Linked DNA regions of Mus musculus: all the other regions are linked to region 2. Evidence: chromatin loops called from intact Hi-C (ENCODE). Cell type or tissue: heart. All regions are shown on one strand. Region 1 holds the start of Nr6a1 (nuclear receptor subfamily 6, group A, member 1). Region 2 holds the start of Scai (suppressor of cancer cell invasion). Region 3 overlaps Arpc5l (actin related protein 2/3 complex, subunit 5-like).

Evidence for each region. A loop is a pair of places that touch in the nucleus more often than their neighbours do. Peaks named below come from ENCODE experiments on the same cell type or tissue, not always from the same donor. Only the 100,000 strongest peaks of a DNase experiment are listed, where the experiment ranks them.
Region 1: a loop joins it to region 2, with 2.4 times the contacts of the local background. A loop is called at or near these places in 7 of 42 quality-filtered maps.
Region 3: it touches region 2 in a loop (3-fold over the local background); 3 of 42 quality-filtered maps call a loop at or near these places.

The regions. Positions count from the first base shown.
Region 1 is chr2:38,926,067-38,928,566 of GRCm38, forward strand. It overlaps Nr6a1 (nuclear receptor subfamily 6, group A, member 1), which reads right to left and starts at 395. Exons shown (of 11, transcript NM_010264.4): 1 at 52-395. The coding sequence starts at 151. In heart, CTCF peaks have their summits at 154 and 1,201 (motif pointing right); DNase peaks (open chromatin) are centred at 355, 715 and 1,245; H3K4me3 peaks cover 1,652 bases; H3K27ac peaks cover 1,265 bases.
Region 2 is chr2:39,189,654-39,192,153 of GRCm38, forward strand. Scai (suppressor of cancer cell invasion) reads right to left here and starts at 1,077. Exons shown (of 18, transcript NM_178778.3): 1 at 937-1,077; 2 at 336-380. The coding sequence starts at 989. In heart, a CTCF peak has its summit at 1,290 (motif pointing right); a DNase peak (open chromatin) is centred at 1,208; H3K4me3 peaks cover 1,525 bases; H3K27ac peaks cover 1,099 bases.
Region 3 is chr2:39,010,277-39,012,776 of GRCm38, forward strand. The region is part of intron 1 of Arpc5l (actin related protein 2/3 complex, subunit 5-like); the gene reads left to right. Among named protein-coding and RNA genes, the nearest start is that of Arpc5l, 3.4 kb to the left of the region's middle. In heart, no CTCF peak of the experiment used is centred here; a DNase peak (open chromatin) is centred at 1,135.

The DNA.
Region 1 (2,500 bases), 260 kb before region 2:
AGGGGGTCGCGGGCGTTGGCACCGCCCGGGCTCAGAAGGCCCCTTACCCACCGTTGCGCGGCGGCGGAGGGAGCGCGGCGGGCGGCTCCAGGAACCCCGCCGAGCCCCCGCCGCCTCCCCCTCCGCTAGGTGGCCGTTCGTCCCGCTCCATGCGGCGGTGCTCAGGGCCCTCTCGGGCTTCGCTGCTCCGCCATGACTTGCGCCTTCGTAGTCGTCGTCCTGGTCTTCCACGGGGGGAGGGGGCTGTCAGGGGCCGGCAGGCTCTCGGCCGCCGCACTCTCTGGGCCCCTGAGCCGCCCGGCTCCGCGCCCCTCCGCGCCGCGCCCCCTCAGCACTGGCCAGCTCCCTCCTCTGACGTCACGCGCCGCTGCCACGCACATGCCCGTGAGGAATTCTGGGAAATGTAGTCCTCCCAACGAGGCTGCCCACACGGGACTCTACCAAATAAAGGGGTGATGGAAAAAAAACAGGAAGACCTAAGTAGGGAGAACCCAAACCTATCACTATTACAAACTCTAATAAAATTTCTAATATATTAATATAATAAACGGCTATGTCAGAGTTTTCTCTCTATTGTAACTTATTCGTGATCATAGTGCTCTATGATTCCAACTATTTCCCCACACTAATAATGAGCCTTTCCAAGGAGGCGTATCCACCGGGAACCGGGTGAGCACGTGCAACCAAGCCCAGCCCTGTGGGGGAAGGCCCCAGGGGGCGGGGTGTGTAGGTACTCATGAGGGCTTTCCTCCCGGGCTGAGCGACAAATTGGACCAGAGATTAAAGGACCCGAGTTTAACCCGAGGTGACTGCGTTCGTATGCAAATAGAATCTATACAACTCTGCTTTCCGGAGAAGTGTTTAAAGCCCCTTTACCTCCGGGTGGGCGGGAAAGATTAAAGTTTCTCTTCCTCCTCTTTCATTCCCCGCACCCTGCCCATAGAACAGATGGACAAACTAAGATCACTTCCACTGATGCCACCAAAGAAAACTTGAGACCCCTGACTCCTTGTGTCTTAAAGAGTTCTGTTTTAAGAATGTCCCTTTCCCGGAGTGTTCCCCTTCCCACTCCTGTTCAGTATACCTGTCTCAAAAATGAGAGGTGTAATAAGAATCGGATCCAGTGATAAGAGACCAACTCTCACATACACGCTATCGCCTCAGTTTACAGAAGTTCCCACCAAATAAAATCCTGGATTTTCTCCCCTTCCTCCTCCAGGGCCCACCTCCCGCTGCCACCAGGTGGCGCGCGGCCATGGGGCTCTCAGGATTAGGGGTGGTGGTGATTTTCAGAAATGCCCCGCGCGCGTTCTCTCTCTCTCTCTCTCTCTCTCTCTCTCTCTCTCTCTCTCTCTCTCTCTCTCTCTCTCTCTCACACACACACACACACACACACACACTACACAACCCGCGCACACACACACACACACACACACACACACACTATACAACACACACACCTCCCTTAGGAAAAGACTTATTAAGTTTCAGTCTAGAACTTAAATGCTATCTAGCTTACTATAAATCAAAGAACTCTGGTGCTTTGCTGGGCTTTCCTCTAATGGGCCGTATCGAAGCGGTTTCATTCTGTCACTTCATTCTGCCCCATGTGCCCCTGGAATCCTCTGGCTCTTGTGAGTCATTCTTTACTTAATTGTTTAGAAGTCTTTACTTGGCTTATGAAATCTAACCTGTTCCGATTCCTGCCCACGTTGCTCCCATGCCTCTTCCCTTACCTGCTATTGAGAAGGCTCTGCCAAGCCTTCCTGCACTTTCCATTATCAATATTAATTGGCCTGGTCCATCCTTAGTCTGTGCCAGCAGCTGTTATGAGAGATTGACACTAATGCTGTGTGGTTTAAAGCTCCCACACCTGTTCATTGAGGTAGCTCTGATATTGGTGCTCTCACATACAAATGAAGTGGCACAAAAGTTGATGTCCGTTATATACTCAGTGGATCAGAAAGCCGAAATGCCTCTATAAAGTCTTTAACTCATCTTTCTAGATCCTTTTCTTCAGTAGCACCTTCCTTATACCTCCCATCAAGGGACAACTGGGTCCCTCTGTATTCCCAGATGGCCCTATCTAAGTAGACTGTAAGAAATGATCTTTTTTTAAAAAAGATTCATTTATTTATTTTATGTATATGAGTATACTTATACACTGTAGCTGTCTTCAGACACACCAGAAGAGGGCATCAGATCCCATTACAGATAGTTGTGAGCCACTATGCAGTTGCTGGGAATTGAACTCAGGACCTCAGGAAGAGCAGTCAGTGCTCTTAACCACTGAGCCATCTTTCCAGCCCCAAGAAATGATCTTGAAGTGGTTATGTCTTTGACAAGGGTTCTGAGCTTTCCCAAGGCCAGGGAGCAGTGTTCTGCAGCAGGCCCCTGGAATATAAGATGAGTCCTTTGTGTCGTGGGGAAGAAAGCCTTCTTCAGCTCTGGATTCTGAAATGTGCCAGGATCGCATAGCCTTCCCAGAGCCAGAGTTCCC
Region 2 (2,500 bases):
GTCACAGAAAATAACACAGAATTTGTATACGACACTTGGCACACAGTAGCTGTTCAATGACAATCTCCGTTAGAGATGCCAAAGTTGAAATTAAGACTAAAGTCGAAAGTGGGGCTTTCTTAATGTTTCCCCATTTCCCGTATCATATACCTGCAAGGGGTTGGAGGTGGTGGTAATTTGAAGTTCTCAAAGGGAATACCTTTCCATGCTGTCGAATTTACTAAAAAAAGGACCTAAATAAGAAACTTTATCTACTCACCACGTAATTATGCAGCACAGGGGCAGCCAAGCAAACAGGAAAAACACGAAGCTAGAGAGGAAGGCATTTGCCTTACCTGCTTTTCCGTTTTCGGGGTGGTTTCTCCACTGTGCCAGACAGTCTACAGACCAAACAAATGAGACCCGTAACTAAGACAACACACCGTTTGCCTTGCCTTGCCTGTGGGGCACTTCATGTACCACCCTCGGGGGGCCACAGGCTGACCACAGGTTGGCTCTGCCTACCCGTGACCTTACAGACACCCCACAGGCAGGGCTTCCTTCCCTCCCACGACCAAGCGCCTGGGACTCACTAGTCCCCGAATGCTCTCGGTTCCCTGCCCCAAACGTTCGGCTCCCCCAACCACCCGCCAGGTCGGCCTCATTGTCTGCCCAGAGCCGCAGGCCCCCCTAGCTCCCCTCAGACACGGCCCCGCCCCTCAGACCCGGTTCCCCGCATTCCTTGGCTCCCCGGTGGGGCGCGCGCCCTCCGCTCTCGCCCAGCGCGCCCTCGCTCGCTGCCCCGAGAGCTGCTCTCCCTTGGCGCCCCCGAGATGCTGAGTGCCTGTACCCCCGCCCCTTCAGGGCTCGGCGCCTAGACACCACCGCCGCCACCCCCAGGCCCGCTCTCTGGGCCCCTCGCCCCTAGCCTCCGCCTCGCCACGTAGCCCACCCCACCTGGGGGCCAGGCGACTCCGCGGCTGCTGGGACTGCCGGGCTCCTCTGACCATCCGGCTCCTGCTCCGCCGCGGGAGATGCTCCGGCGGCCGCAGGGCTCGCTCGGGAAGCTGAAGCGGCGGAGGCTGGAGTAGGCGGAGAGACAGGAGGAGGGCCTTGCGCCCCGGCCAGGCTTGCCGCGGGGCTCGGGCCCGTCCCCTCCTCGCCTCTCCTCGGTTTCTATTGGCCACAACGGCAGGGTATCTAGAAATCCGACCGCTGATTGGGTGCTTAGGCCGTCATGTCCCGCGTGGCCCACCCCGAGGTTTGGTTGAGACTGCAGGTGGCGGCAGAGGTGCCTTAAAGACTGCTAGCAGAGCGAGAGGAGCCCTGAGCGCCTCCGTGTGCCAGAACGGGGACTTACATCTCCGGCGCCAGACACCTGCCTGCAGGTTCTCTTTGGCTGGCATCCTGCATCCCTGACACCTCCCAGACACCTGCTATTTCCTCCGCCTCCGCACTGCTCCAGAACCAAAATCAAGCGCAGCACTTTCTCCAGATATATTCAGAAGTTCGAGGGCAAAGCAGCTCTCTCTCTCATAGTCTTCTGAATCACCTCGAATGCGGCTTAATGTCACCCTTCAAAAGGGACTCGGTCTCAAATTGTAGGGATCAAGCAGTTTGGCTGCAGGAAAGATCCTAAGCTTGGATGCAAGCTTGTAAGAAAGCAGAATTTCTTTAATTACCTCGAAAAAAAAAACAACAACAACAAACAGCATTGCAAAAAGAACCAATTACAATAACCACAAGGAATGTATTCCATTTTGAAAAGCCTAAAAAGAACTGCTTCTTGTATAAGCTAGCCATTCTGTGCCATTCCAGATGATTAAAAAATCTAACCAGCTAATCATTTTTGGTATAAAATTTCACTGCATTTTTTGACAGACCTAAGCATGCAAAACATTACATGCATAAGCATGTAAATACAATTAATACTAGTAATCTTTTCTATTCTGCTCTAACAAAAAGCTATCTTTGAAAATATAGCAGATGTATATGTAATGCACCCGAAGAATTTAATTCTTAAGATCTATGCAAATCTGTCTGGCAGATTCTAAGTTCATTCCTTCCATTTGGGAGAAGGCATAAAACTTTCTCTTGGGCCATTTTCATTTTATTAGAACACATTTTGTTAAAACACACACCAACAATGTAGTGGCAGATATATGGCTCAGCAGAGTAAAAGGTGCTTGCTGTTCAAGCCTGATGTTGTGGCTTGTCCTCAAACCCAGAGGAACGCTTTCGATGACTCTCTGACCTCCACATGCACATGACACACACACCTGCACACACACAGCACACAATAGCAAATAAAATGCATGAGACGTATCTCACAAATCTCCACAAGTGGATAGTATCCCAAATATTGAGATAACTACTTTTTCACAAATGTATTTGGTGCAAGGGGTTCTCCTTTATTCCTACATGATTTATCTTGCACCCATCTTCGATGTGGAATGGCCTTTCTTTTATGAAACAATGGGATGCTGCCAAGTTATAGCGGGATTTATTTTTGCATTGCTGA
Region 3 (2,500 bases), 180 kb before region 2:
CTCAGCATTCTTAAATGATAGAGACAACTATGTTGGTCTTACCACCTCAACAGGTGTACCACTAAACACACAGCAGGTGTACTCCAAAACTTGGGCCCGGGTTGTAGGAGGGGCAGGGGATTGTAGAGAGGGCTTGGATTTGAAAGGCAGCTCTGAATTGTAGCTTTGTGACCTTGGGCAAGTAATTTCCCTTCTGTCTCAGTTTCATTATCTCTATGGCAGAAGTCAGGCTCTTGTCCTAGAGGGTTTGTAGAATAAGGTGAGATGTGACTGTATCTGGTCCTGGATCCAAAACCCCCAGGGAGGATTTTTTTTTCCCTCCACTCCAGCGGTTTTAAAGTACCATTGTAGTTCATTTTCTTTCTCAGTGAAACAGCTTCTGGTCCTTCAAGTAGGACTGTAGGTAGAGCAGTGGTTTTGAGTGATTTGGTAGTTTTTTTCACCCCTCCTCAAGGAAATTTGGCAGTGTTTGGTGACATTTTGATAGTTTTAGGATGTTACTGGAAACTTTAGGGTAAAGGCCAGGGAGGTTGCTAAATATCCTGCAGCATACATCAAAGAATCATCTGGTTTAAAATGGCCATGGCTGAGAATGGTCTGGTGGGTTCTTCAGCCTGTTGTCTGAAGCTATTGGACACTATCTGGGTATGGAGGCTAGTTAGTAAACATGATTGCAGAGGTGCCTCTCTGCTTCCTCTTGTACCCAGCATTTGTGAGCCTTTGGTTGTCAGTGGCTGCTTGACAGGCTGCAGTGCTAAGCCTAACGTTCTCATCCTTGTGGACTAGTTACATCATTTCTGCCTTTCCCTCTCATCTCTTTTGTGAATGAAATGATTGTTAGTTCATGTGTACTGTTAAGCTTTTATGGGACCCTGCTTATTGCCTGGGGATACTGAATTAGAAAAGTTATGGGGTGGAGGGTTATCAGTGGCTGTATCAGGACTAGTTCTTGTTTGTCTGAGGAAAAAGAAAAAGAAAACTAAAGATAAAGGGTGGGGCACCTGTCCACTCTGTAAGGTAGGTCCATTCCAACATGGTAAGGAAGTGACTTGCCTGGTGGTACAGAATAGCTTTTCAAGATGGTACTCACTAGGGAAGTTGGGACTTCAGGTTTGCACCAGAGGCTAGCTGTTCACACATGGGCATTGCTGCATGGTCAAAAGTAAAGACCTGATTGGGCAGAGTCATTCCTTGTTCTATTTTTGAAGCTTTTTGGCTTAAGCCAGTGTTTCACATGAGGAAATGAAAGTTGGCTGATGTAATTCAGTTTAAAATAGGTGTAACCTTTGGGGACATAACCTAGATTGTAATTTTCTTCAGTGTGCTGGGTATTCAGAACTCAGCAGTGAATGTGAAATTAGGATTCTATCTAAGGCTTGTGGGGAAAGGGAGCAAATGGCTCATTTTGTGGGCCAAAGTGAGACCTTGCTGATTTGGAAGACAGACAACCCCCTATCTCAGACATCCCCCTTGAGACATGTTTTAACTATGTAGCTCTGGCTGGCCTTGAATCTGCCTAAGTGCTGAGATTTAAAGGAATGAACTACTAGGCCTAGCCTGAGAGGTATATTTGACATACTTGATTGCTTTAGCTGTTTGATAAGAGGCACAGAGTGAAGATGCGTTATGTCTAGCCTGGTGGTGGTAGCATTGACTGTTTTTAATCTCAGCACTCAGGAGGCAGATGCAGGTGGATGTCTGAGTTCAAGGTCTACAGACCTACAGTTCCAGGACAGACTGGGGTATACAGGGAAGCCCTGCTTTGAAAAACAAAACTATTAAGATGTGTGTGTTTCTATTCCCTTTTAGAATGAGAGAGGGTGAGAACTCCTTGCAGTCCATTTGTGCATGATTTCCCATGAAGATCCTGTAAAGCAGACAGTGCCTAGCACTGAGCATGTGCAAGTAGGCTCTGAAGGGACTCTGGCCAGCTCGAACACGGCAGGCATGGTTTTGGTGGACCGTGTTAACCAGACTGCATTCCTGAAGCCAGCCCCTAAAGTCTATTTGGATTTATTTGGCTTATTCCTACTCCTACCCAGGCCCAGCCATCAAAGTATTGAAATTCAGTAATCAAAAGCCCCCTTTGGCTCATGTAATTAACATGCTCAGTTAAAATGAAACACCACATTCTAACATGGGTTTTCATTTGTACCTTTACTTTTATTTTTGGCGGGTTTCTTTGTATAATCTTGGCTGCCTTGGAACTCAATATAGACCAGACTGGCCTCAAACTCAACAGTCCACTTGCCTCTGCCTCCAGAGTGCTGGGATTAAGAGCGTGCACCATCACTGCCTGGCCTATTTTACCTTTATAAAGCACCATTTTCCTATGTACCCCATCTGTTGTCTCTATCCAGAGGCAGTCCTTTGTCCTTGTTCTCTGGAACAAATACCTTTGCCCCCTTTCCCTTGCTTCTTTCCTCTTCTCCCTCATCTTCTCTCTCCCATGTTTGTCTCTTATTCTCTGCCCTCTGAGTCAAAGAAATTTCTTTTGTGC